Linked DNA regions of Homo sapiens: region 1 is linked to region 2. A link is a loop called in an ENCODE intact Hi-C map of the cell type or tissue named here. Cell type or tissue: heart right ventricle. All regions are shown on one strand. Each heading gives the region's core, and the rest is flanking DNA. Links, peaks and the distances in the headings are about the cores only.

Region 1 (15,077 bases), core at 3,160-11,159, 200 kb before region 2:
TGAAGTGGGTATGGGGTTTCCTTTTGAGGTGATAGAAATGTTTTAGAACTAGATAGAGGCGGTGGTTACACAGCATTGTGAATGTGGTAAATACCACTTTGGTTAATTTTCCCTTATGTGAACTTCACCTTAATTTAAATGAAGGAGAAGGGAAAGGAAGAGGGAGAGGGGGAGGAGACACAGAAGGCAGAGGAAGGGAAGGAGAGAAAGAAAAACAAAGAACCTTAACAGTTATTTCTGGTGGCCATAAGGAAAAAAACTCTAATACTTTTTTTTTTTTCAGACCTGAGTTTTGCTCTTGTTGCCCAAGCTGGAATGCAATGGCGCCATCTCGGCTCATTGCAACCTCTGCCTGCTGGGTTCAAGCAATTCTCCTGCCTCAGTCTCCCGAGTAGCTGGGATTACAGGTGCCCACCACCATGCCCAGCTAATTTTTTGTATTTTTAGTAGAGATGAGGTTTCACTACATTGGCCAGGCTGGTCTCAAACTCCTGAGCTCAGGTGATCCACCCACCTTAGCCTCCCAAAGTGCTGGGATTACAGGCGTGAGCCACCTCGCCTGGCTCTACGTCATTGTGCTTTTTTTTTTTTTTTTTGAGACATTGTTTCTCTCTTGTTGCCTAGGCTGGAGTGCAATGGTGCCATCTCTGCTCACTGCAACCTCTGCCTTCCAGGTTCAAGTGATTCTCCTGCCTCAGCCTCCCGAGTAGCTGGGATTACAGGCATGCGCCACCGCACGTGGCTAATTTTTTGTATTTTTAGTAGGGACCAGGCTTCAGCATGTTGGCCAGGCTGGTGTCAAACTCCTGACCTTATGTGATCCACCCGCCTCGGCCTCCCAAAGTGCTGGGGTTACAGGCGTGAGCCACCGCGCCCGGCAACCCTAATACATTATTGTTACAGCCTTTGGGCAAGGCCTTTTAACATTTCCATGGGATAAGTTCCACTCTTGGGAACTAATATGTAAGAATATATGTGCAAGAAGATGTGTGCAATATTGTTCATCTTGGCAAAAATGGCAAACAAAGTAAATATCCATCCTTACAGAGTTTCTGAATAGATCACGGTATAGCCACACCACAGAATATTGTACAGCCACTAAAATGCTCTTTGCCAGGTGGCCTGGAGGGATGTCAATGTGATGTGTTAAATGAGAAAAGGAGGATACAGAAAAATGAGTATAACATGATGCTATTTATATAAACTCCTGTGTATTCAATGTGTATGTAGTATGTTTGCATGTCTATACTTACATATACATGTACGTGTATCCAAATATGTATGTATATGTGTATTTGTTTTTTTTGTTGTTGTTCGTTTGTTTTTCCAGATATAGTCTTGCTTTGTTGCCCAGGCTGGAGTGCAGTGGCGCAATCTCAGCTCACTGCAACTTCACCTCCTGGTTCAAGCAATTCTCATGCCTCAGCCTCCTGAGTAGCTGGGATTACAGGAGCCCACCACACCTGGCTAATTTTTGTATTTTTAGTAGAGACGGGGTTTCACCATGTTGGCCAGACTGTTCTCAAACTCCTGACCTCAAGTGATCCGCCTGCCTCGGCTTCCCAAAGTGCTGGGGTTAAAGGTATGAGCCCCCGAGCCTGGCTGTATATGTGTATTTGTATAAAATTACCTAGGCATGGAGAAAAAGATGGGAGCATACAAACCCGAGGTGAGAACGGGAGAGAAAAAGGAGAAATAGGGAAGGAGAAGCCAAGAGAAAAAAGAAAGAGAAAAACCAAAAAGATTTCTCTAGAAGAAACTTCCTGGCCGGGCATGTTGGCTCACGCCTGTAATCCCAGCACTTTGGGAGGCCAAGGGCAGGGGTGGATTACCAGAGGTCAGGAGTTCGAGACTAGCCTGGCTAACATGGTGAAACCCCGTCTCTACTAAAAATGTAAAAATTAGCTGGGCGTGGTGGTGAGGCCCTGTAATCCCAGCTACTCGGGAGGTTGAAGCAGGAGAATCACTTGAAACTGGGAGGTGGAGGTTGCGGTGAGCTGAGATTGTGCCATTGCACTCCAGACTGGGCGACAAGAGCAAAACTCCATCTCACAAAACAAAAAACAAAAAACAAAAACTTTCTTTCCCCCAACATATATGATATGATCACATTTATGATTTTTTGTAAAATTATATGCGTGTGCATGTACATGTATAAAACCGTTAAATCATAGATTTAATGCATTATAATCAAACAGAATTTAACACAGAATTAGACTTACTGTTATTATGGCACCATCATTATTAATTATGCCTGCAATGCCTCCTTTATGCAGAGAGTAACAATGCATATTTGCATGAACAGTATTTCTGGTGTATAATTTTCCAATTATCTGGTATTAGAATATGCACGTATTATGAATCAAATATGAATTATTTAGACTCTTCCCCCGAAATATATCCAGAGTCCTGGAAGTTAATTTATGTGGTTGAATAATTAATATAAGTGATTATAGCACCCCGCCCCCTTAAAGAAAAGACCATTTGGTCTTTGCCTGCCCAGCAACTGAGGCCCTTGGAGGAGACTCTGCCTTTGCCCAATAGTTTCCCTGGATTTTTGTAATGGGAAGAATGAAACAGGAGCCAGACAGAGAGGGAGCTATGGAGTAGATCAGTAGAGCTTTTCCTGCTGAGCAGACTCTTGCCAATCACTTTCGTTCTTCTACTCCAGATCTGGATCTCTCAACGCTTGATGTGAACATGTGACCCAGACCTAGCCAATCGGAGGGCTTCATCCATCTGGCCAATGTGATTGGTCAGATCTGGGCACATGACCCAAACTGGGCCAATCAGAGGATTCATTTCCTACCACTTCCTGCTGAAACTGTCAGAGACACGCCTTTCTTGAGACTGCTGGCCCCTCTCACCACACTGAGAGTGAAGCCTCACAGAAGACGCTGACAGCATGAAGGACTAGAAGATTCTGAAGACATCTTTGAGCACCTGGCTCCAACTGTGCTAGGATCTTAGGATCTGGGTATATTTAAAGTGCACAATGTCTTTTATTTTATTTTTTTTTTGAGACGGAGTCTCAATCTGTCGCCCAGGCTGGAGTGTAGTGGCGCAATCTCGGCTCACTGCAAGCTCCACCTCCCAGGTTCACGCCATTCCCATGCCTCAGCCTCCCCAGTAGCTGGGACTACAGGCGCTTGCCACCACGCCCAGCTAATTTTTTTGTATTTTTTTAGTAGAGACGGGGTTTCACCATGTTAACAAGGATGGTCTCCATCTCCTGACCTCGTGATCCGCCCGCCTTGGCTTCCCAAAGTGCTGGGATTACAGGGCGTGAGCCACTGCACCCGGCCTTTTTTTTTTTTTTGAGACAGTCTCTCTCGCCCAGGCTGGAGTGCAATGGTGCGATCTTGGCTCACTGAAACCTCCACCACCTGGGTTCAAGAGATTCTCCTGCCTCAGCCTCCCGAGTAGCTGAGATTAAAGGTGCGCACCACCATGTCCGGCTAATTTTAGTATTTTTTGTAGAGAAGAGTTTTCGCCATTTTGCCCAGGCTGGTCTTGAACTACTGGGGTCAAGTGGTCTTCCTGCCTCTGCCTCCCAAAGCGCTAGGACTGCAGGCATGAGCCAACACGACTGGCTGTGTTCATGAGCTAATATTGTCTCTTCTGGTTTCTGTTTGATTTCCAGATTAATGGTATATCCATCAAGAGTAGTATTCTTGGCCGGGGGCTGTGGCTCACACCTGTAATCCCAACATTTTGGGAGGCCTAATTGGGAGAATCACTTGAGCCCAGGAGTTTGAGACCATCCTGGGCAACGTAGAGAGACCGCATCTCCACCAAAAAAAAAAAAAAAAAAAAAAATGCTGGGCGTGGTGGCTCACGCCTGTAATCCCAGCACTTTGGGAGGCTGAGGTGGGAGGATCACTTGAGGTCAGGAGTTCGATTCGAGAACGGCCTGGCCACTATGGTGAAACCCCGTCTCTACTAAAAATACAAAAATTCGCCGGGTGTGGTGGCAGGTGCCTGTAATCCCAGCTGCTCGGGAAGCTGAGGCAGGAGAATCGCTTGAACCCGAGAGGTGGAGTTTGCAGTGAGCCGAGATCGCGGCATTGCACTTCAGCTTGGGCGACAGAGCCAGACTCCGTCTAAAAAAAAAAAGAAGCCAGGCGTGGTGGTGCGTGCTTGTGGTTCCAGCTACTCAGAACACTGAGGTGGGAGGATTGCTTGGGCCCAGGAGGTCGAGGCTGCAGTGAGCTGTGATTGCACCACTGCACTCCAGGCTGGGTGACAGAATAAGACCTTGTCTCAAAAAGAAAAAAAAAAGCAAGATTCTTGGGTTCTGTTCTTTCTCATTTGTTCTTTCTTTCTTTTTTTTTTTTTTTTTTGAGGTGGAGTCTTGCTCTGTCTCCCAGGCTGGAGTGCAGTGGTGCAATCTCGGCTCACTGCAAGCTCCGCCCGCCGGGTTCACGCCATTCCCCTGCCTCAGCCTCCCGAGTAGCTGGGACTACAGCGCCCGCCACCACGCCTGGCTGATTTTTTGTATTTTTAGTAGAGACGGGGTTTCACTGTGTTAGCCAGGATGGTCTCGATCCCCTGACCTCGCGATCCACCCGCCTCGGCCTCCCAAAGTGCTGGGATTACAGGTGTGAGCCACTGCGCCTGGCCTTGTTCTTTCATTAAATTTTTCCTCAACACTATGTGCCAAGCCTTTCTGAGGCTCTGAGGGTACAAGGATGAATCAAACTGAGTATTATGGCAGAGACAGCTGTTTCAGCACTAATATCTCTTTTTTCCCCTTCTTTCTTTAATAACAGAAGTTATGAGTTTTAGGTGGGTGCATGTTTATCCAGTTGATGACTACATTTCTCTTTTTTTGTTTTGAGACGGCGTCTCACTCTGTTGTCCAGGCTGGAGTGCAGTGGCACAATCTTGGCTCACTGCAACTTCCACCTCCCGGGTCAGTGATTCTCCTGCCTCAGGCTCCCGAGTAGCTGGGACTACAGGTGCCGGCCACTGCGCCCGGCTAATTTTTGTATTTTTAGTAGAGATGGGGTTTCACCACGTGGGCCAGGTTGGTCTCCAGCTCCTGACCTCAGGTGATCTGCCCACCTTGACCTCCCAAAGTGCCAGGATTACAGGGGTGAGCCACCATGGCCGGCCCCCGATGACTACATTTCCTTTTTTTTTTCTTTTCTTTTTTTTTTTTTTTGAGACAGAGTCTAGGTCTGCCACCCAGGCTGGAGTGCAGTGGCGTGATCTTGGCTCACTGCAACTCCTGGGTTCAAGCAATTCTCTTGCCTCAGCCTCCTGAGTAGCTGGGATTACAGGCACCCAACAACACCATGCCTGGATATTTTTGTATTTTTAGTAGAGACAGGTTTTCACCATGTTGGCCAGGCTGGTCTTGAACTCCTGACCTCAGGTGATCTGCCTGCCTCGGCCTCCCAAAGTGCTGAGGTTACAGGTGTGAGCTGCTGTGCCTGGCCTGATGACTACATTTCTCAGCCTGCTTTGGATCTAAGTGTTGATGTGACTGAGTTCTGGTCAGTGAGATATAAGCAACAATGATAAATGTTCCTTCTAGGTCATGCTATTTTTTTTTGCTCTGACACACTTTATCATCACTTAATGGGTCATGCTATTAAAAGGAATGGATATGTTCTCCCTTTGCCCCTTTTTCTGCCATTTTCCACTGGCCAGGATGCAGGTGTGATGGCAGGACCTAGAGCAGGTACCTCGACCCAGAGATTGAAGCTGTGTGTTGAAGCTGGCCATTGCCTCCCTGCTACCCTAGGACCTCCTAACTTGGGTTGTTAGTGAGAGAGATATATACTTGATTTTGTTTAAGCCACTAAACTTAATGTCTCTTTGTTATAGCAGCCTAGATTTTACCCAAACTAATAAGCCTTTGACCTCCACTTCTAGTGAAATAGACCAAAGAGACAGCCACCCCCTGCCCCCCGCAAAAAAGTGACAAGTTCTGAAATAGATATAACCCCATGGTGTTGTGAGGTTATAAATTAGGGCATGCGTGGCTGGGCGCAGTGGCTCACGCCTGTAACCCCAGCACTTTGGGAGGCTGAGGCAGGCGGATCACCTGAGGTTGAGAGTTCGAGACCAGCCTGACCAACATGGAGAAACCCTGTCTCTACTGAAAATACAAAATTAGCTGGGCATGGTGATGCATGCCTGTAATGCCAGCTACTCGGAAGGCTGAGGCAGGAGAATCACTTGAACCTGGGAGGCAGGGGTTGCGGTGAGCCGAGATCACGCCACTGTACTCCAGCCTGGGCAACAAAAGCGAAACTCCGTCTCAAAAAAAAAGTTAGGGCATGCTCAACTTGGGCTGAGACACTGTTTGATGAAAGGCTTACTGAGGAGGATGGCTGAAAAGAATTCCCATAAGCAGAAATTGGAGTAGGGCTGGACGTTTGAATCAATTAAAAATGTTTTGAGCTGTGAGCAGTGGCTCACACCTGTAATCCCAGCACTTTGGGAGGCTGAGTCAGGAGGATCACTTGAGTCCAGCAGGTCAAGGCTGCAGTGAGCCATGATCAGGCCACTGCACTGCAGCCTTAGTGACACAGCAAGATACACACACACACACACACACACACACACACACACACACACACACACACACGGTGTTTTGGCTATAAGTAACAAGAATAACAAAATACAACAAGGAATATCTTTAAGGAGTCATTCATTTATTCTACAAACATTTTCCTGTCACTTACTATATTCCAGGTCCTGTTCTAGGTGCTGGGGATATGGCAATGAATAAAACAGATCAACCCCCTCACCACTCCTGAAAATCCAAGAAAAACTCTGGCTTTATAGATTTTATGATCTGTGGGGAGAGATTTATTATCTTACAGAACAAGAAATCCAGAGATAGGTGGTCCTGGGCTGGTGGATAGAGGCTCAACACTATCTTAAAGGACCTTATTCTTTCCATCTCTTCACTCTGCCATCCTCAGTGTGTCGGCTTTTTTCTCAACCTTGTAACCTCATAGTTGTAATATGGCTGCCACTGCTCCAGGAGGCACATCACATACACATTAATCCAGTGGAGTAGAAGAAGAGAACCTGTTTCCTCCCATGCTGCTCTTCTTTTTTATTTTTCTAGCAGGAAAACTTCCTCGGAAGTCTTCAGCTAACTTTAAATCTTATTTACTAGAATTGCATCACATTCCTAATAAAATCACTGGCAAGTCGAAGGAAACAAGCATGAGTGGCTTAGGTCAGTGTTCTCAAATGGTTGTCTCAGGACCAGGCACGGTGGCTCATGCCTGTAATCCCAGCACTTTGGGAGGCCAAGGTGGGTGGATCACCTGAGGTCGGGAGTTTGAGACCAGCCTGGCTAACATGGTGAAACCCTATCTCTGCTAAAAATACAATTAGCTGGGCGTGTTGGCACGCACCTGTAATCCCAGCTACTCGGGCAGCTAAGGCGGGAGAATCGCTTGAACCTGGGAGGCGGAGGTTGCAGTGAGCCGAGATCATGCCACTGCACTCCAGCCTGGGTGACAAAGTGAGACTCCGTCTCAAAACAAAACAAAACAAAACAAAATGAGACAAAAAAGCTGTTGTCAGGTTATTAATGACTCCAAAGAGCTTTGGTTTATGTGGTTATGTCTATTGATATTTGCTATATTAGAAGTTAAAAGTGAAAAAAATTAAACATGTATTTATTCATTCAAAATTATCCTTTACATAGTAACATAAATAATTTTTTATGAAAAATAGCTATACTTTGCAAGACAAAAAATAGTGCAAAGCATGGCATTTTTTGTTTGTTTCTTTGTTTGTTTGTTTTAGACAGGTTCTTGCTCTGTTTCCCAGGCTAGAGTGCAGTGATGCAATCATAGCTCCCTGCAGCCTCGACCTCCTGGGCTGAAGCGACCCTCCTTCCTCAGCATCCTGAGTACCAGGAAGCACAGGCTTGCAGCACCACATCCAGCTAATTACTTCATAATTTTTATAGAGACAAGGTCCTTCTGTGTTCCCCAGGCTGGTCTTGAACTCCGGGACTCAAGCGATCCTCTGGCCTTGGCCTCCAAGTGGCAAAGTGGCCCTGTTTTGCATTTTGCTATTATCTCTTTGATGTCTGCTTAACAGAAGAAGCTGGATTTTCATGCCTGCTTCTGCATTCAACCCATTGTGATATTCTGTTTTGCTTTAAATACACAGAAATTCTGGTCTCATACATGTATGTTGTTGCAAAAAAGAAGGCTTTGTGGACCTCTTGGAAAGGTCTTGAGGATTCAGCATTCACAACTGGAGAACCACTGACTTATATTGATTAAAACTCACTCTCTGAGGATCCCTTGAGCCCAGAAGTTTGAGACCTGAGCAACATATTGAGACTCCGTCTCTAAAATATAAAAATAGGCCAAGTGTAGTGGTTCATGCCTGTAATCCCAGCACTTTGGGAGGCCGAGGCAGGTGGATCACTTGAGGGCAGGAATTCGAGACCAGCCTGGCCAACATGGTGAAATCCTGTCTCTACTAAAAATAGCAAAATTAGTTGGGCATGGTGGCGCACACCTGTAATTCCAACTACTTGGGTGGCTGAGACAGGAGAATTGCTTGAACCTGGAGGTGGAGGTTCAGTGAGCCAAGATTGTACCACTGCACTCCAGCCTGGGCGACAGTGCGAGACTCCATCTCAAAAAAATAAAATAAATAAAAATTTAAAAAATTACCTGGATGTGGTGGTGGTGTGCACTTGTAGTCCTAGCTGCTTGGGAGGCTGAGGTGGGAGGATCATTTGAGCCCAGGAGGTGGAGGCTGTGGTGAGCTATGATCGTGCCACTGCACTCCATCCTGGGAGACACAGCAAGACCCTGTCTCAAAACAACAACAACAACAACAGCACTCACTCCCTGGGCTATAAAGAGGCTTAGCCCCCACCCATAATTCCACACAGCTCAACCTCCCTATAAACACATGGCTGCTTCCATTCCTTAACAAAATCATAATTCTCTCAGCAAGGAGAAAGGCAGGGAGGGGTATTGGACAAAATCATAATTCTCTCAGCAAGGAGAAAGGCAGGGAGGGTTATTGGGTGGGCAGCCCACAGAGTCTGCCACGGATTGCTCTACAGCGGAGGTTTTCCAGCCTATTCGACCGTGTCCCACAGTAACAAATACATTTTACATGGTGACTCAGTACACACATGCACACAACAGAAACATTTTTATTAACAATACTTAGGCTTGCAACATGGAATGCCCTCTGATATTTTCTATTCTTTGTATTCTTTTCTATTTCTTTTTTTAAAAAGTGCTGGCTGTAACCCAATAAATTCACTTCATGATTCACTAGTGGGTCATAATCTTCAGTGTGAAAAATACTGTTCTCTAGGGACTTGTTATTTGATTGGATAGAGGGGCTAGACAGAGGCCTTCAAAGGAGGGAATTCATAACCATTGCCTCAAAAGTTGGCCAAGGAATTGCCCCAAGATGCCTGTGTTGACCCAGCCTTTGTCCTTTTTGCCTGCATTAACTCTTTTATATTGAGCAGAGGGCAAGTAGGCTCAACTCAAATGGTGTTAAGTAAAAAGGTAAGGCTGGGCGCAGTGGCTCACACCGCGGCACTTTGGGAGGCCGAGGCAGGCGGATCACCTGAGGTTAGTCTGGCCAACATGGTGAAACCCCATCTCTACTAAAAATACAAAAATTAGCCAGGCATGGTGGTACGCGCCTGTAGTTCCAGCTACTCGGGAGGCTGAGGCAGGGAGAAACCCTTGAACCCGGGAGGCGGAGGTTGCAGTGAACGGAGATTGCACCACTCACTTCAGCCTGGGTGACAAAAAAAAGTCTCAAAAAAAAAAAAAAAGTAAAAAGATAAACAGAATTATAATTATAACAAAATTTATTGACTCATAGAATTGGAAATCCCAGGAGCCTCGTGAGCTTCAGGCACAGCCAGAATGATGGCCACAGGGTAAGTACTTGTTGATCTCCCCCTGGAGACCCTCATGTCCTCCATGTTGGCTTCTCAGGAGGAGAATCTCAGGCAATAGTGCCCCCTGTAGCTCCCCAACTTCAAAAACCAGAGTATAGAAAACTACATCTTACTGGCAGGTCTAGAAAAATGTCGCCAAACCTGGATCATGCATCCACCTTTTTTTGTTTGTTGGTTTTTGAGACAGTCTCGCTCTGTTGCCCAGGCTGGAGTGCAATGGCACGATCTCAGCTCACTGCAACCTCCACCTCCTGGGTTCAAGCGATTCTCCTGCCTCACCCTCCTGAATAGCTGGGATTACAGGTGTGCACCACCATGCCTGGCTAATTTTTGTATTTTTAGTAGAGACAGGGTTTCACTATGTTGGCCAGGCTGGTCTTGAACCCCTGACCTGGTGATTCACCTGCCTCGGCCTCCCAAAGTGCTGGGATCACAGGCATGAGCCACCGCACCTGGCCTATGCATCCACCTTTTGAAGGGAATGTTGAGGTCAGCCTTCTCTGAACACGTGGGGTGAGAGTGGATGGGCAGTGGCTTTCCAGTGGAGAGGAGGAAGTTGTTGCTTGAAGCAGGGAGGATTTTGAGCAGGCAAAACCAGCAGATGTTTACTACCTCAAGCTCCATGAGGCCAGGGAAGGTGCTGGGTCCTGAGCACCACTGTATGCCCAATGACTGGCACAAATTAGACTCAGAAAATACTTGTATGAACAAGGGCAATTGTGTTGTATGATTGGGTATCCATGGACAATTTACATATTTGAAAAGGTAACAGAAAGATTTGTAGGGCATGATGGCTCATGCCTGTAATCCCAGGACTTTGTGAGGCTGAGGTGGGAGGATTGCTTGAGCCCAGGAGTTCAAGACCGGCTTGGGTAGCACAACAAGATGCCATCTCTACAAAAAATTAGCTGGGTGTGGTGGCATGTACCTGTGGTCCCAGCTACGTGAGGGGCTGAGGCAGGAGGATTGCTTGAGCACAAGAGGTCAAGGCTGCAGTGTGCTATAATCCTACCACTGCACTCCAGCCTGGGCAACAGAGAAAGACCACATCTCAAAATAAAAAAACAAAATAAAGAAGGATAGACAAATAGGTTAGTGGAAGAGAATAGAAAGTCCAGCTAGCTGGGTGCGGTGGCTCACGCCTGTAATCCTAGCACTTTGGGAGGCCGAGGCGGGCGGATCACAAGGTCAGGAGATCGAGACCATCCTGGCTAACACCGTGAAACCCTGTCTCTACTAAAAAAATACAAAAAATTAGCCGGGCGTGGTGACGGGCGCCTGTAGTCCCATCTACTTGGGAGGCTGAGGCAGAAGAATGGTGTGAACCTGGGAGGTGGAGCTTGCAGTGAGTGGAGATGCGCCACTGCACTCCAGCCTGGGAGACAGATCAAGACTCCGTCTCAAAAAAAAAAAAAAAAGAAAGAAAAAGAAAGCCCAGCTGAGACTGACACATATATGGCCAAATTATCTTCAACAAAGTCACCAGGGTAATTCATTGAAGAAAATCAATTTTGTATTTCAACAAATATTACTGGGACAGGCCAGGTGCAGTGGCTCATGCCTATAATCCCAGCACTTTGGGAGGCTGAGGCAGAAGGATCACTTGAGGCCAGGAGTTTGAGCAGCCTGGGCAACAAAGGGAAACCTCGCCTCTGTCTAAATAAATAAATAAATAAAATTCACTGTTGAGAAAAAGAAAAGGCCACTGAATTGTATACTTTATTTCATTTTATTTATTTATTTTTGAGACTGAGTCTCGCTCTGTCACCCAGGCTAGAGTGCAGTCTCATGATCTCAGCTCACTGCAACCTCCGCCTCCCTTCAAGCGATTCTCCTGCCTCAGCCTACTGAGTAGCTGGAATTACAGACATGCACCACCATGCCCAGCTAATTTTTGTTATTTTTAGTAGAGATGGGGTTTCACCATGTTGGTCAGGCTGGTCTCCTGACCTCGTGATCTGCCCACCTTGGCCTCCCAAAGTGCTGGGATTACAGGTGTGAGCCACTGTGCCCGGCCTGAATTGTATACTTTCAAATGGTTTGGCCGGGTGCTGTGGCTCAACGCCTGTAATCCCAGCACTTTGGGAGGCTGAGGCAGGTGGATCATTTGAGGTCAGGAGTTTGAGACCAGCCTGACTAACATGGTGAAACCCCATCTCTACTAAAAATACAAAAAAAAAAAAGAAGATAAAGAAAGAAAGAAAAAGAAAGTAGCTGGGTGTGGTGGCATAGTCCCAGCTACTTGGTGGCTGAGATGGGATAATCACTTGAACCCGGGAGGTGGAAGCTGCAGTGAGCCGGGATTGTGCCACTGCACTCCAGCCTGGGCAACAAGAGTGAAACTCCGTCTCCCCACCAAAAAAACCCCAAAAAACATTATATCTTCCTGGCTAAGTGATTGGCTTATGGTAACTCAGACTGAGCCAACGAAGCCCTCCTCAGTTTGTTCTTGGAACTATTGTCAGGGGTATTTTCCCTTTCCATTGGTGTTGCTGTGCTGGTGAGAAATAACCCCAGAACCAGCAGGTAGGCAAAGCTACAGGAGAGGAAAGCCAACTTGGAGAAGAACCGAGAGATGATAGAGAAATGGAAACCAGCCATGTTGAGCCCCTGGGTTCAGGTTCACCTGATGTCCTCCAAACTTTTTGTTCAGGCTAGTTTAGGATGTGCCTATATTTCTTGCAAATGAGTCTCCAAATACAAACCCCAAATCATTGTAGCAAAATGCACTGACCAACTGTGCTTCCACGATCAGATCAGTAAGCTGGGTGCAGTGGCTCATGCCTGTAATCCCAGCACTTTGGGAGGCCAAGGTGGGCGGATCACTTGAGGTCAGGAGTTGGAGAACAGCCTGGCCAACATGGTGAAACCCCATCTCTACTAAAAATACAAAAATTGGCCAGGTGTAGTGGCAGGCACCTGTAATCCCAGCTACTTGAGAGGCTGAGGCAGAAGAATCACTTGAACCTCGGAGGCAGAGGTTGCAGTGAGCTGATATCATGCCACTGCACTTCAGCCTGGGCGACAGAGCAAGACTCCGTCCCAAAACAAACAAACAAACAAACAAACAAACAAACAAAAACCAATGTGTAAGTGAACAGAGAGAACAAGAAGTTTAAGGAAAATTAAAAACATAAAGGACAAAGTGAGAGAAGAGAATATCTGTAAAATACATGAATACACACACACAGTAGATGTTTCATGGTTGTTTATCCCCCACCTCTCGCTGGAACACAGACTGGTGCCCCACTTCGTGCTTGGGATGTCCTTCCTCTGTTTCTTGGCTGAGTCGAACTTGTGCTGCTTCCTTTCTCCTTAAATATCCTTTCCTCTGGACAGGATGTTCCTGAAGGAGGCCACAAGGCAGAACATCTCGGCTAACTTTAGTTTGCTATTTTCAGCCTGAATTTGTGCCTGGGCAAATCAGTCCACGGACAGAGTATCCTCCCCAGTTGGATATTTCTTGCATGAGCATCAGAATTTTGTGGGACACAAGGCTTAGTTTCACTAAGCTCTGAGCCTCAAAACCTGGTATGCATCTGGGTTAGAGAGCCTCATCCAGTCTTTTTTTTTTTTTTTTTTTTTTGAGATGGAGTCTCACTCTGTCGCCCAGGCTGGAGTGCAGTGGCGTGATCTCAGCTCACTGCAAGCTCTGCCTCCCGGGTTCATGCCATTCTCTTGCCTCAACCTCCCGAGTAGCTAGGACTACAGGCACCCACCACCACACCCGGCTAATTTTTTGTATTTTTTTTTAGTAGAGACGGGGTTTCACCGTGTTAGCCAGGATGGTCTTGATCTCCTGACCTTGTGATCCGCCCGCCTCGGCCTCCCAAAGTGCTGGGATTACAGGCGTGAGCCACCGCGCCTGGCCCTCATCCAGTCTTAAAAAAAAATTCCCTGAGCTGTAGAATATATGGTGGACATATTTTCTGCATTCCTTTTTTGATGTAGGTAGGAAAAAAACCCAAAAAACCCCAAATCACAATTGTCCCTCCAGGGAACTGAGAAGCTGGGGTACTTACCCATTGACTCCTGTATTCCATTGGTTAAGAAAAGCTTCTGGTGGCTTTAAGTCCCTAACACTTTTTTGGGGCTGTCTTGCATCCTGTGCTGGAGACAGCTCTTAGGTTAAGAGACACAGGTGTTCAGCCTGGGCAACATAAGGCGACACTGTCTCTGCCAAAAAATAAAAAAAATAAAAAAATAAAAGCCAGGGGGTGGTGCGTGCACCTGTGGTCCCAGCAACTCAGGAGGCTGAAGTGAGAAAATTGCTCGAGTCTAGGAGGTTGAGGCTGCAGTGAGCTGTGATCATGCCACTGCCAGCAGCCTGGGCAACAGAGCAAGACTTTGCCTCAAGAGAAAAGAAAAACAGTCAGATGCGGTGGCTCATGCCTGTAAACCCAGCACTTTGGGAGGCTGAGGCAAGTGGATTACTTGAGGTCAGGAGTTCAAGACCAGGCTGGCCAACATGGCAAAACCCCATCTCTACTAAAAATACAAAAATTAGCTGGGCGTGGTGGCTTGCACCTGTAATCTCAGCTACTTGGGAGGCTGAGTTAGGAGAATCACTTGAACCTGGGAGGTGGAGGTGTCAGTGAGCCGAGATCACCCCACTGCCCTCCAGCCTATGCAACAGAATGAGACTCCATCTCAAAATAATAAAAAAGAGACTAGTGTGGGAGGATCACCTGAGCCCAGGAGGCGGAAGTTGCAGTGAGCTGAGATCACGCCACTACAGTTTAGCTTGGGTGACAGAGTGAGACTCTCTCAAAAAAGAAGAAGAAGAAGAAGAGAAACAGATGTGTGTGTGAGGTGGGAGCTGCCAGCCTGTCCATCATAGTTGTAGCTAATCTCAGAAGCAGGCCAAGGGGATTTGCTATAGGGCACCAGCAGTATATGCTAGAAAGAGAATGTAGTACATGTACTGGCTTGTAGCACAGGGGACATTCTAGTTTTAGGCAATGCTGAATCAAGGGCCTCAAATAATGTCAACAGGACTTGAACTTTCACCATCTTTTAGTTCCTTACACCTTATATCCTCTATTAGTGGCTTCTCACAACTGTGGGCTTAATCCTACCAGTCCAGGAGCCCCAGTAGAACAGAGCATCCTTTCTAACACCTGAGCTGACTTTCATGGTCTTG
Region 2 (15,077 bases), core at 3,981-11,980:
TTGAATCTGTGTAATATTTAACATATAAAGCCTGCATTATTTAGAAGTTGATATTGAAAACCTTTAAACTTCTGACCTCAAATAGAATTTGCTTATGTATAACCATTACATGCAGCTGGTGGGTTCAAAATTGCGTTTTCTGGGTCTCTGCTCTGTGAAAAATAGTATGTATTGGACATGAGTACATGACAGCTGACATTTATCAAGGATAACAGGGGGAGCCATATTCATTTTCACATTTTAAAGCAACTTTGAAAGCTTTGCATGTGCACACATGCTCAACATATGTTCCTAAGCTTTAAATATATTTTCCATCATGTATTGCTTATCATTAATATAAGAAACTAAGTGTAAATCTTTAATGAGCTCAATATATTAAACTTATATGAGTACACAAGCATTTGGAAGATCAGCAATGCAGGCTACTTCATTCATTTACATGGAATTTATCTTTTATAGTTTCTGTGCTATTACAAATAATGTAACACATTCCAGATAGCCCTTTTGTTATATAGTGTTTGATTTGGCCCTTCTTTAATTTCATTACCATAAAATTTTGTCCTGTTGTAGAAGACTAAATGGTAGAAATTAACTTTTTTCTAAACCAACTATTGTTATATTGCTGTTCTCTTTGCCAAGCTATTTATAGGGCTATTTTACTGGAGGGTGACATAAATAGAATTGGAATGGCATAATTGTTAGTCTGAGTTCTTAGCCTTTAAAAATTTTCTTTAAATTGTGATAATTCAAAAAGAATTCTAGAATAAAACTGTAAAGCTCATAATGTTGCCAACTTGTTAATTAAAATAACACCTTTTGTGGTTGGTATAGGTTTCAGATACTGTGACCATTTAATATATTTATATGCAGATCACATTGACTTGCTGCAAGGTAACAGGAGAAATGCTTTGACTTCAGAAGATAAATTGGCCATGCACAGCTGTAATCCTACTGTCTTTTCATTTCCAGACATGATTCAGTAGTTTAAGGCTTTGATTCCTAGGCGCTGAGAAGAAAGTTGAAATTTATTTTTGTGTATGAGAATTTTTACTTAGGTTTTTGATAAGTCTAGTTTGTGGTGTGAAGGTACCATCTAAACTGTTGGTGTTTCCATACTTAAATAGCTCTCTCTTAATTTTATTTGAAATATGAGAAGCCTGAGTTTCTTTCCATTTTCCTTTTGGCAGTTGGAAAGGAAGCCATCTTATTAAGAGTGATGAATAGTGAAGGGTTTTTTTTAGGCTAAATTGCCAGTGTCTTTAGATTAAAAAAAATTGCAGAGCGATAAGTTATGAACGTTAACATGATTTTTCAAGGAAGAAGTAATCCTTAGTCACTTGTAACCCAAATGCCTTTCCTAATAAGAGTTCCGTTTCTACAAATTCTTTTGACAGAGAAGTGTATGATATCAGAGAGGTTTTTAGAAAACATTTTAAGTGCCATAAGAACAATTCAAGACCACTACCAAAACTTCATTTGAAGATCTTAGCATCTTTGAGAATTTAGTATTTCTCAAGAGACATCTCTTAAATTCTCCTGTAGGCACCAAGATTTAGACAATTTGCTTAATTTATTCAGCTAATTAAATGGGAGAGTTCCCTGACCCCCCTCACAGGACGTGCGACAGGGCTGTGGCTCATCTGTTCCGTGCTCTCAAACCCCTTTTGGGAGGAGGAGCATGCGTGCAGGCAGGTGCAGGATCTGGGGCGAGTGCCCCTGGGCTCTGTTCTCATGGGAGTGTCCAGGGGTGGGAGTCTGCAACTCCCCAAGCCCAAGTAGGCATGTGTTACAGTATGCTCTTTTTGCTTTGCCGACCATGGACGGCTTAAGTGTTAAACAGCTCAGGGCCTTCTTGGTATTCAGGTCCTTGTCCAGCATCGAGGAAGAATCAGGTCACACACGGACTTGAGGATGGTGAATGTGGGGATTTTATTGAGTGATGGAGTTGGCTGTCAGTTGGATGGATGAGGAGCTGGAAAGGGGATGGAGTGGGAAAATGATCTTCCCCTGGAATTTGGCCATCCAGTGGCCCATCTCCTCTCTGACCGTCCTCAGCCGAACTCCTCTTGGTGTTCAGATGTTCCTTCTCTTCTTTCTCTGCCGTGCCATTCTGCCATTCTTCTGCTCTTCTGTTTGTCTCCTTGTGGAGCCGGGGGCTTGGGGTTTATATGGGTACAGGATATGGGGGCGTGGTGGGTCAAAAGGCAACTTTTAGGCATGAAAACAGGAATGTTTGTTCTCATTTAGGGTCATGGGTTTTCAGGCTTGAGTGGGGCCTTTGCCAGGGAACTGCCTTCTTCTACCCAGTATTTCCCTGTCTCCTGTCTGTATCAGTAATATAGGAATTAGAAAACACAAATATCTTTTTTTGTAAACTAGGTTGTAGATCTGTTTGTAGTTAAGAGGCCAAATTCCATTTTTCTTAATTACCTTGATTCTGTCTGTAAATGGTACAGTTCTTGAGGGAGCCATTTTTCGAGAGCCTACCATTTGCCAGACATCACTGAGGTTTTGTTTTACCTGTGGTTTTTAATCCTCTCAACAACTTTGTAAAGGTGATGGATGTGCATTTTAGAGAAGATGAAATTGAGCTTCAGAGATGTAAATTTGGTAAGGTCATGCTGAGCTCAAATCAGCTGTTAAGTCTGTGTTCTTTTCCCCTCTTCACTATGCTTCATTTAAGTTGGATTCGTTGTTTTCTTGTTCACTAATGATGTGTGCTTGTGTGTCCAGTTTAGGAATTAACCTTGTCTATTGATTCTTGGTTTCAGACAAGTATCCCATGTCTGTCTAGAGTTTGGCTGTGGATAATTGATGATACTATCTTTTCAAATTATTTATAATTCGTGAAAGCTTATAGTTCTTTTAACATCCATTTATTCTTCTGTTTCTTTTTATCATTCGTAATGGCTTTCAATTATTATTTTAAAAATCGAGATGGGAGCTTGCTATGTTGCCCAGGCTGGTCTCAAACTCCTGGGCTCAAGTGAGCCTCCCACCTCAGCTTTCCAAAGTGCTGGCAATGTAGGCTTGAGCCACTGTGCCTGGCCAATTCTTTATCTCATTAAGGATCATAAACATTTATTTTAAACCAATTTCAAGATTTTTATTAAGCATTGAATTCATCTTTTGATATTGATGAATTTCTTGACTATCTTCCTTAGTTCAGTTATTTTTTATTTTTATTTATTTTTTTTGAGGTGGGGTCTTGCTCTGTCACTCAGGCTGGAGTGCAGTGGCGAGATCTCGGCTCACTGCAACCTTCACCTCCAAGGTTCAAGTGATTCTCCTGCCCTCAGCCTCCTGAGTAGCTGGGACTACAGGCGCATGCCACTACCCCCGGCCAATCTTTGTATTTTTAGTAGAGACAGTGTTTCACCATGTTGGCCAGGATGGTCTCGATCTCTTGACCTCGTGATCCGCCCGCCTTGGCCTCCCAAAGTGCTGGGATAATAGGCGTGAGCCACCACGCCTGGCCCATTAGTTCACTTTTTAAATACACTTTAGGATTTTAGTTTATGGTTTATATGCTGAGTGGGAAATAATTTTTTTCCCTTTATTTTGGTGTTCTTTTCTGTATGTCTCCCTGCCACCTATACCTCTGTTTTTGTTGCCTTCATACATTTACACCATGCTTTCAGTCTAGATCTAGGATTCTAATTCTGAGATATTATTGCAATGTTGGTGATATGCATTACTTAGGTTTTGTTTGTGTGTGTGTGTGTATGAGACATATATATATTATTATTATGTATATATTACCTTTTATTTATTTAGAGTACCTTTTATTTCCTCTACAACTGCCTGTGGCAGTTTGAAATAATAACTTTAGCTATTGATAATACCTTTTTTCACCTTCCTTTCATGAGTTTTTTGTTTGGTTTCTACCTATGAGATTTTTTCGTTTTACCTGTGAGCCTTGCTTTTGGTTTTCTTATCTTGTGCATGATTTCATTTCCTGACTGCCTTTGCTTGTTTCTTGTCCTGGAGCTCAGTTGGGTTCATGGAGTTATTAATTTATTGCTTTATATTTCCCCTCTGTCATGGTCCACAAATATATTTGTCATGTTTGAGCGTAACTGTGTCTTTTGAAGTTAATACAAAATTCGTATTTTATCTGTCATTATTATATTTGGAGCAATGGGATAAGGTGGTGTTGATTGATAGCAGCATTTCTCTGTTATCCTTTCAGGAAGTCTCCATGTTCTTTTGATCTCACAACATGGCTTGTTTATATAGGCCTGCAGATAGTAGATACTAAAGCATCTGTTTATTTACTTACTTATCTGCTTACTTGCTTTATTTACTTACCACCACCCCTGACTAATTTTTTTGTATTTTGTAGAGACAGTGTCCTGCCACATTGCCCAGGCTGGTCTTGAACTTCTGGCAAGTGACCCTCTACTGTAGCCTCCCAAAGTATTGGGATTATAGGCATGAGCCACTGCTCCTGGCCCTAAAACATTTATTACATGAACGTGGGGTATCTTGGAGAAGCCAGACCCAGTTTCAGGCTCTCAGCCCCAACCTTAATCTAATATAGTGGCTCTCAACGTGTGGTGCGTGGACTCCCGGTAGTCTCTGAGAACCTTTTAAGGGTTCTACATGGTTAAGACTATTCTCATAATAATGCTAATGTGTTATTTGCTATTTTCATCCCGTTGGTGTTTGCACCGATGGTGGAAATGCGGTGATGCATAAAATTGCTGACACCTTACCATGAATTAAGGCAGTGGCGCCAGACTCCGCTCCTAGGTAGACATTGCATTCTTCACTGCCAGGAGCTCATAAAGAAAAAAAAAAATCAGTTTTCCACTGAGGATTGTCCATGATGAAGCAGCAACACTACACCTGGCCCTCATTCCCTTTTTTCCTTAAGTACCTTTCACTGTACCCTTAAGTACTGTCGTTTTAATGTTCTGTGTGATGAGAATGGAAAATGTGCACAAAGACTTCTGCCTGCCAAAGTATGATGGCTGTCTCCGGGAAAAGCACTTGCGCAGTTTGCGTTGTGAACTGAAGTACCCACTTTTTTCATGGAACACCATTTTTACTTGGATGAGTGACAAACCATGGCTATTGAGTCTTGGTTATTTGGAGACTGTCTTCAAATTGAGTGAGGTGAACCTGTCACTACAGGGAAAACATCTGACTGTATTGGTTGACAGTGATAAAATTTGAGCTTCAAGTGAAATTATAAGTAAGTAAACTTGAATCGGCCACCATGAGCATAACAGCCTTTTATTACTTTCCTGATGAGATGGGTGGTGACATTAATGAATGTGGGTTAAAAAAATTGTGTAATGAAATGTACCAGCATTTGAAAGATCTACTTTAACTCAGTGAACCAGTATTATCTAAATGACCCGGTGTTTGATTATACAGTGATGCATGGGTTAAAGATCTGTTCAGAGTGCAAGTTAGATCCAATGCATTTTAATGAGACAGCATGAAAATTCATTTATATGGTTTCAGATTCCACTTTGCAACTGTAGGAGACTAGAATATACCACCCTAAAATATGCCTGTTTGGTGTAAGGATTATTTTGAGAAGCAGACACAGGAGAAGTTCTGAAAACAGAGTAGAAGTTACCCTTTTGTAAGGGAAAATTTATATCTATAAAGGAAATCTCCCTTGTAAGGGTGTCTTCCTCATTACCAGGAAAAGGATGACTCAATCACTAGAAACTTACTAATGGAGAAGGCATAGACTTAAATCTGTATAACAAGCCTTACTGTTGTTTACCATGCTTTTCTTGGTCACCTCTCCATAACTATTGCTCCCTAGCCCCTGTGCCCTTCTTTATTTGTTTCAGCTGAAGATGATATTTAAGTCTGAATTCTAAGCCACCTCTTAGAAATGAAAAGATTTACTCATTTCTCTGGGTATCTCTCATGGATACATGAGATATATTTATTATATTTCTGATTTTCTCTTGTTAATTTGTCTTTTGTTAAGGGGTCTGACCCAACTTAGAACTCAGATAGGGTAGAGGAAAAATTATTTTTTTCTCTCCTATAAAACTCACCTTTAAGAAATTACCAGTTGTTTTAGTGTAATATCAAGAAATATCCATAATTATTTATAAAAGTTTATTAAAATAGTCCTTCCTTTTACAAGTACATGTCTTTGTGAGGCCAGATTTTCTTTATATCCTTAAATCAAGATAACATTGCACCGGATTGAATGCAGAAGTAAATAACTGTTTTCTATTAAGTCAGGTAATTATATGCAAATATATGTTTTTAATTATTTTATAATTCTCATTGTTTCAGAAGTTTTGTTTTTTGCAAAAATTGTTATTTATGTTAATATATGATGGGCTTTAAAAAGTGAATGAGGGCCAGGTATAGTGGCTCATGCCTGTAATCCCAGCACTTTAGGAGGCCAGGCAGGTATATCACCTGAGGTCAGGAGTTTGAGACTAGCCTGGCCAACATGGTGAAACCCTGTCTCTACTAAAAATACAAAAATTAGCCGGGCATGGTGGCGGGCACCTGTAATCCCAACTACTTGGGAGGCTGGGGCAGGAGAATCGCTCGAACTGGGGAGGTGGAGGTTGCAGTGAGTCAAGATTGCGGCATTGCACTCCAGCCCAGCCTGGGTGACAAGAGCAAAACTCCATCTCAAAAAACAAAACAAAACAAATAAACCAAAAAAGTGAATGAGTCCGGCTTGGTGGCTCATGCCTGTAATTCCAACACTTTGTGAGGCCGAGGTGGGAGAATTGCTTGAGCCTAGGAGTTGGAGACCAGCCTGGGAAACATAGCAAGACCTGGTCTGTACTAAAAATTAAAAAAATCAGCTGGGCATGGTGGCACATGCGTGTGGTTCCAGCTACTCGGGAGGCTGAGGTGGGAGGATCACTTCAGACCAGCAGATCGAGGCTACAGTGAGCCGTGATCACACCATTGCACTCCAGCCTGGGTGACAGAGCTGAGACCCTGTCTCCAAAAAAAAAAAAAAAAAAAAGGTGAATGTTTCTTAAGTTTTAATTTCTAATATGGTGAATACTGACATAACCCACATAGCAGAAGTTATTACAGGTTTCCAGTTTTTAAGAGGTAAAGGAATCCTGAGATCAAAAGGCTTGAAATCTAGTGAATTTGGTTGGAACTCTAGAAGCATTTGACTTAAACCTTTCACCTTGTTGTATTTGGTATCTTGTAGCACACCCAGTTCCTGCTACAGCTGCCTCTATTCTGTGCTGCTTAAATACGGAGGAGGTCTGAGCTAACCAATCTGAAGTTTGGCCAATTTCAGGGGCATTTAGTTGTTAACCTGAATCTACTTCTTTTATTAGTAAGAAACATATCTACTATAGAGATTTAGGACTTTGAACAGCTGTATAACATTATAGGATATGTCTGGTACTCAGTTGTTTCTGTTTCTGAATCACAAATCGGCCATTAATTTTAAATAAAGACGTTTTGTAGCATATAATACAATTTCTGATGATCTACTTACTAGTTTGTTAATTCCTCACACCGAGTCATCAGCTCCTTGAAGGCAAAAAAATTCCTGTTTTGATCAACAATTCATCTACCCCAAGCACTTAGCATAGGGGATACTATTTCCTTTTTCTATGTGGATGACACCCGATATGTTGAACAGTGACCACTCTTAAGATACTTGGTGAAGTAGGTTTTGGTTTTAACCAGTTTAGGTGTATGGATGATTTTACAGAAGTTCGTAATAAAATTTTCTTGCCTCAGATATTCTCTAATAATAATGAGGTGCCCCCAGCTTCATTTACTAGACATGGATAGGCAGGTTTTGTGAAGTACAGAAAAAAAGTTCTTTAAAGTTATGGATCATGTCACGAGGTCAGGAGTTTGAGACCATCCTGGCCAACATGGTGAAACCCCATCTCTACTAAAATACAAAAAAATTAGCTGGTTGTGGTGGTGCACACCTGTAGTCCCAGCTACTCAGGAGGCCGAGGCAGGGGAATTCCTTGAACTCGGGAGGCAGAGATTGTGGTGAGCCGAGATTGCACCACTGCACTCCAGCCCGGGTGACAGGGCGAGACTCCGTCTCAAAAAAAAAAAAAAAGTTATGGATCATGAAACTAACATTTGAATAGCAACAAAGAAAAAACCAAGCTATGTTGTATTTTATTTTTTATTTTTATTTTTTAATGTTGTATTTTAAATTGAATGATGTACTTCTCCTCCTCTTTGCAGTATTTTATATTTTTGCTTACTGCACATTTCTTCCCTGAAGCAATCTTGACCTAATGGTATAAATGTTTAGCTCCACATAAGACGGTAGCTATTTTTTGGAGAGGAATGGAGAGGGTCAAGGGTTTTATTGAGTTTTCAGTTCTGATACCTTTTAACCTTTTTACCAGTGCTACCCCACCCTCCAGAAAGCAAATAATGTTGAAAGCTTTTTTTATTTTTTAACTTTTTGATATATATTTTCTTATTCATTATTTGTATTGTTGTCATCAGATGAATAATGGCTTTAGAGATTTATTTGAAAAGACAAATTCTATTATCAGACACATAACTTCTAGGGATATGGAAACTATTATTATTGTTACTGTTTTGAGACGGGATCTTGCTCTGTCCCCCAGGCCAGAGTGCGGTGATCATGGTTCACTGCAGACTTGACCTCCTGGGCTCAAGTGATCCTCTTACCTGAGCTTCCTAAATAGCTGGGACCACAGGCACATGCTGCCATGCCCAGCTAATTTTTGTGTTTTTTGCAGAGACAGAATCTCACTATGTTGCCCAGGCTGGTCTCAAACTGCTGGGCTCAAGCAATCCTCTTGCCCCAGCCTCCCAAAGCGTTGGGATTACAGGTGTGAGCTACTGAAACTGGCCCGGAAACATTTTTAAAAAAGGATTCTTTTGAATTTAAAGTTATTTAATGATTACTGAAGAGTAATAAGCTGTGAGGTCAGGAAAAAAAGGACTGAGCCACAGACTAAGCAGCAGTACAGATGATGACCTATTCAGGAAGTCTTGTGAGTCAGACTTGCCGTGTCGTGTTGCTAGAGTTACAGATCTGCTCCAACCTCTTTGCTTTATAAGAAGGACATCTCTCTGTTCTACCTTCAATATCTTTTCTTTGAAAAATCAACCCAAAAGTCTTTTATTAGCTTTACATTTATTTCTACAGTCTTAATTTTTGTAACATCAGTGTTGCAGGTGAACAAACTCATTGTAGCCTCTATTTTTGATATTGCTGGACAGGGCTAACTTTAGTACTATAGTGGGAAGTTTGTTATTTTGTTTTTTACTCTACAGGCACTCTGGTTTAGGAATATTTATCTGTCTTGCATTTGACCATGGTTACCATTCCCCCTCTTCATTGTTTACTTAGTGTACCATGGTACACTTTATGTACCATCCTTGCTGCTCTCAGCTGTTTGGTTACCAGGTGGCTAATGTTGTCATCTCTTAAGCTTTAACATTTACTTCTCAATACTGTCTTTTCCTCTGTGAGGTAGATGGAAAGAATAGATTAGAAGAGAATGGGGCATATGCTGTGATCATCTCTCCTTTACATCTTTATTGCTTATTAATTTAATTTATATCAGATTTCATTTCTGCTCTGTGCACATACCCACTGTCCCTCCTCACCACTCTTCTTTATCCAGTTCTTTCTCACTTACCTTAGCATGGCTAAAACCCTTGGTTTTTATTTATCTCTTTCTTCCTCTGCTGTTTTTATTTTCATTATATGCCACAGGGACAAACTTAGGTATAAGTACTACTTTTGATGTAGAGATACTTATGTCTGTCAAAGGAAAATTAAACTACAAACCCCAGAGGTAAAAAATGGTACACAATACTGGGGTTTAAAAAATCTCCTCCTCGGCCGGGCTCATGCCTGTAATCCCAGGACTTTGGGAGGCTGGGGTAGGTTGGTCACCTGAGGTCAGGAGTTCGAGACCAGCCTGGCCAACATGGCGAAACCCCGACTCTACTAATAATACAGAAATGAGGTGGGTATGGTGGCAGCTGCCTGTAATCCCGGCTACTTGGGAGGCTGAGGCAGGAGAATCGCTTGAATCTGGGAGGCGGAAGTTTTAGTAAGCCGAGATTGCGCCACTGCACTCCAGCCTGGGTGACAGAGCGAGACTCCATCTCAAAAACAAAACAAAACAAAATAAAAAAGCCCCACTCCTTCTGCCCCTCCAGACCAGGGTCTCACTCCCTTCACCCAGGCTGGAGTGCAGTGGCGCGAACCTTAGCTCACTGTAACCTCTGCCTCCTGGGCTCAGGTGATACCCCCACCTCAGCCTCCCGAGTAGCTGCGACTACAGGTGTGCGTCACCACGCTTGGCTAAGTGTTTTGTATTTTTTGTAGAGACGGCGTTTTGCCACTTTGCCCAGGCTGGTCTTGAAGTCCCGGGTTCAAGCTGTCCTCTCATCTTGGCCTCCCAAAGTGTTGAGATTACAAGTGTGAGCCACCACACCCAGCCAAATTATTTCTTTTTACCTCTGTAAAAGGAGAACCTTCTCTGTATTTTAAGAAGATGTGGAGTTGGTCAAAAGTACAGCTGATGGGAAAGCAAAGGAGAACTGGAGTTTGAAAAGAGAAGAGGAATGGTGGTAGTTAAAAAAAAAATTTGTAAAAAATAGAGTTACATACAAGTTTACACAATGGTTTAGAGCTTACAAGGTAGGAAGCAGAGACAGAAATAGTGTAATATGTAAAATGTTATAGTAAAAATATGGAAAATGCTTAGGATAAAGAAGGGAAAACTTTTGTCTAATTGGGAGAGTCGGGGATGGTTTTACCAGAGGTGACAAATTAATCTTGAAGGGCAGGAATATTCTAGATGGAAAAGCGATGTGGGAAAGATTAAAAAAAAATTAGTGACTTAAGGTTAAAAATAAAGGAAATGTTTCAGTTACCTTTATTAAAAACTTTTAGTATAAAGATCATTTTGGGGTTGCTGGTGGTGATTGATGAGGAAGAAGTATGACTGGTAACAGGTTGTTTAAACTGAAGCCAAATTCAGGTTTATGAAGCTCAGACTTAAGTCTGTTCTTATATATGAGATAGATTCAGTGTATTAAATTGTAGAAGTCAATGTAACCTTTAAAACAAAAGAGTTACCCGGCTAGTTAGTATGCTGTCAGGAGAGGGTAACTTGATTTGGATATGGATGGAATTGGCTCCCTTAACTCCCTCTGTACAGTGTATTATCTGTGAACTTCAACTCTGTTGCTCATGTAGAGGTTGAGAAGTCTCTTGGCAGCAAGTTTCCAGTTGCAACTAACACCTGAGTTGGCTAATTGGTATGCCCAGTTCTAGCACTCTAGTCTCTGGGGAGTTTATGTTTAAATTCAACTTCATCAGGTTTAAACTGGAACATAAATGTGCAAGAAGGAAGAGAGAATGGAACCTTGCGCATAAAATAATTTACATTCAGATGCTTTTCTGTTCAATTTATATATTAAAAATAGGATGTTTTACTTTATTGTTTCTTGCTAGCCCTTCACTCAATATGCTGGCATTATAAAGCAAAGATAGTGGAGAAGAAATTACCAAGAACTGAAGTTGTACTGTTTTCTTGTATACATCTCCACCAAGGTAGTTTCTTGTAGATACCATGTGTATGTTTTGTTTCTAAAAACTGTAGGCTCCTAGCTTTGCTATTCATTGTGTTCAAACGATTCCTTCTTTTTTTTTTTTTTTAACACTTACCAAATTTAATTGTTTTTCTGTTTTCCTGTTCTGCTAGCCTGAGAGTTCTAGTAATTGGTAGTGACATTTATCCCTGTTTTCTGGGGCTAAAATGATTCTGGGCATGCAAAACGTTTGAGCTGAAATGGAATTAAATTGAAAAAAAAAAAAAGGATTGTGTTATACTTTATCCTACAAAACATAATAGCAAATTATCAGCCACAAAACAAAAGGATATAAAAAATTTCCCTCTCTGACAGAGGATGAGGAAGCAAAAGAAAAATAAATAAGTAGGCCAGGCGCGGCGGCTCACGCCTGTAATCCCAGCACTTTGGGAGGCTGAGGCCGGTGGATCATGAGGTCAGGAGTTCAAGACCAGCCTTTCCAAGATGGTGAAACCCCGTCTCTACTAAAAATATAAAAATTAGCTGGGCGTGGTGGTGGGTGCCTGTAATCCCAGCTACTCGGGAGGCTGAGGCAGGAGAATCGCTTGAACCTGGGAGGCGGAGGTTGCACTGAGATTGCGCTACTGCACTCTAGCCTGGGCGACAGAGCAAGACTCTGTCTTAAAAAAAAAAAAAAATTAAAAAAAATTTTCTTTTCTTTCCCCTCCTACTTATCTCCTCACAGCTCTTAACTTCCTTACCAGCATTGAAAGAAACAAAGGTAGGAGGAGATACTAACTGGAAGAGTCATCCACTTGAGGAGGAAGCTTTTATAACAGTTCCACGTTATAAAAGCTCTTCCCTGCCTTCCCCTGTCCTTTACACACGTTATATTTGTCTTCAGTCCTTTCTCCGTGGTACCAGTTCTCTTGGAGCTCCTCTTATTTTATTAGTAAGGGTATGAATGACGGATTGAAAGAAAGAAGATTAAGAAACTTTTTGATATTTTTAGGGTAGAGAAAAAAACCTTGTAAGATTAAGCCCTTGTGTTAACTAGTAGTGGTTATTTTCTAAGTTGTCTGATTAGGAATTTGAGAATTTGGAATTTCAGTTTTGGGTAGAACTTTTATGTATGACTGTCTCATTCTTCCCAAGAACTTGTTTTTTCTGATTGACTTGAGCAGTCTCTGCTTTTGCATAGTGCTTGAAGCAGTTTTTAATAAACCAGTTCAGATCCATAGCTCTTTGAAAAAATTTCCATAAGTTACTGTGATTCTCAAGAAATACACCAAACCTCTCTCTAATTAGTGTATTTAATCATACCTTGTATAAGTTAGGGAAACAAGCCTGACAGATAAACTAAATTGCTGCTGGGATAGTCAAGTGGCTCCACCATTTAATGATAGCAAACCAAAGAATAACAATACTTGACTGACCATTTTAAGGTATAGTTTGTATATGTCGATCTCAAATTTTCCTTTTGCTGTGTGAGCCATTGACCATCTCAAGTGGAAGTAAGGGTTATGGGTAATATTAGACCACCACGAAGGGCAGTTTAGTGACATCGGTGGGTAATGGTTAGGTAAGGTACTTGAGGGGAGCATTAGTATCTGCTGAGCTTGAGCAACTCCTTGCCTCTGTCCCTAATACTGCATGCCCCTAAACTATGGCTGTCATAACCTCTCAGTGTTCTTACTGATAAGCTGAGAAATTTTCTGGCTAACTGGTTGGCTATAGTGTGATTCAGTAGTACAAATGGCTTGTTTTGGTGGTGGTGGGGAATAAAATGCCCAAGAAACATTTGATACATATTTTGTTGGTTATGAAGTCTGAAAAAATATTGTAGTTCCAGCTCTGCCATCCAGAATCTGTGTGTGCTCTAGTGGAAAGTTAGCCATTTCCTTATCTGTAAAATGGGACTATTATAGTAATACATACTCTGGAGGGTCATGGTAAATAAATTACAGTATATATGAGATGTCTAGTATTGTACTACCACAAAATTATCTCCTTATTTCTCCCTTATTAATTTAGGAAAAGTAAAATATTTTAGTTGGTTTCTATGTCAATTTAGATTTACTGGATAACCCATCTGCTATTTTGGCACACTATAGCTTTTTTTAGGTCCCTCAAAATAACTTCTTGCTTGCCTAATGAACACTGGTAGTGTTGATTGATATCTTTTCCTTTTGGACAGGGCGTAGTTCCTGTATCCTTGTCCATTTAGCTAATTTGCTGTGTATAATCAAACTTTTTCCCTCCTGTCTTAATCCCAAATAACCAAAAGGAAAGCTGATTAGTGCTGCTAAGCCATATACCAAAATTTTCATGGTTTTTGAGCTAGCAGGTATAATTCTTTGCTGCTTTTCAGCTTTAATTAGTTAGTTATTCCATGAAAGTTCATTTTCTAACAATTTATTATATATTCTGTTGATGTCTAAGCTTCAACATGTTCCATAGCTTGAATGTTACGTATAGAAAGGCCTATAGTATTTATAGGAAACATTCTATCCAGTTGTTGTAAGATACTTGTTCATTTTAAATCTTATCATGGATATACTTTGGACTTTTCCATATAATATAGAAATAGCGTTAGATTTTGATAGCATTGAAAGGTATTCTCATTGTTACTATTCTACATTAAAGTAATTGTGACGAGACGTGGTGGCTCACGCCTGTAATTCCAGCTCTTTGGGAGGCTGAGGCGGGTGGATCACTTGAGGTCAGGTGTTTGAGACCAGCCTGACCAATATGGTGAAACCCCATCTCTACTAAAAATAGAAAAACTAGGCCAGGGTGGTGGCAGGCGCCTGTAGTCCCAGCTACTCAGGAGGCTGAGGCAGGAGAATTGCTTGAATCTGGGAGGTGGAGGTTGCAGTGAGCCGAGATTGCACCACTGCACTCCACCCGCCCCCCGCCCCCACCCCCCGCCCCGCCAAAAAAAAGTAATTGCATGGAATATATTGCTTAAATGCAGGTTTTTTTTTTTGGACGGAGTTTCATTCTTGTTGCCCAGGCTGGAGTACAATGGCACAATCCCGGCTCACTGCAACCTCCACCTCCTGGGTTCAAGCAATCCTCCTGCCTCAGTCCCCCAAGTAGCTGGGATTACAGGCATGTGTCACCACGCCCGGCTAATTTTGTACTTTTAGTAGAGATGGGGTTTCACCATGTTGGTCAGGCTGGTCTCGAACTCCTGACCTCAGGTGATCCGCCCACCTCGGCCTCCCAAAGTGCTAGGATTACAGGCGTGAGCCACCCCGCCCAGCCTTTTAAAAATGCAGTCTTAAAGTGTGCATTGCCATATTTAATACATTTAAGTAGTGTAGCATACAACTTTTTTTAGTGGAAACATTTTAGATAAGGAAAATAATTGTAAAAATGGCTCATGGATCTGGATGATAGAGTTTATATTGAAAGATTGACTTGGTTTTAGCCTTTGAATTCTGATAAAATGAGAAGTTCTTCCTTCCAGTTCTTTTCTGTACTTTGGTGCCAGGGGCTTGAAAAGGCTTCTGAGACTGGATTGTGTATCTTCTTGG

Evidence for each region. Hi-C counts contacts between places; a loop is a spot of excess contacts. Peaks named below come from ENCODE experiments on the same cell type or tissue, not always from the same donor. Only the 100,000 strongest peaks of a DNase experiment are listed, where the experiment ranks them.
Region 1: it touches region 2 in a loop (3-fold over the local background); 24 of 110 quality-filtered maps call a loop at or near these places.

Annotation. Positions count from the first base shown.
Region 1 is chr20:47,398,114-47,413,190 of GRCh38, forward strand. LINC01754 (long intergenic non-protein coding RNA 1754) reads right to left here and starts at 14,031. Exons shown (of 3, transcript NR_146496.1): 1 at 13,957-14,031. RefSeq lists enhancers at 12,295-12,484, 14,682-14,841. In heart right ventricle, for the core only: no CTCF peak of the experiment used is centred there; no DNase peak of the experiment used is centred there.
Region 2 is chr20:47,601,688-47,616,764 of GRCh38, forward strand. The region is part of intron 2 of NCOA3 (nuclear receptor coactivator 3); the gene reads left to right. Among named protein-coding and RNA genes, the nearest start is that of NCOA3, 110 kb to the left of the region's middle. In heart right ventricle, for the core only: no CTCF peak of the experiment used is centred there; a DNase peak (open chromatin) is centred at 8,981; H3K27ac peaks cover 2,688 bases.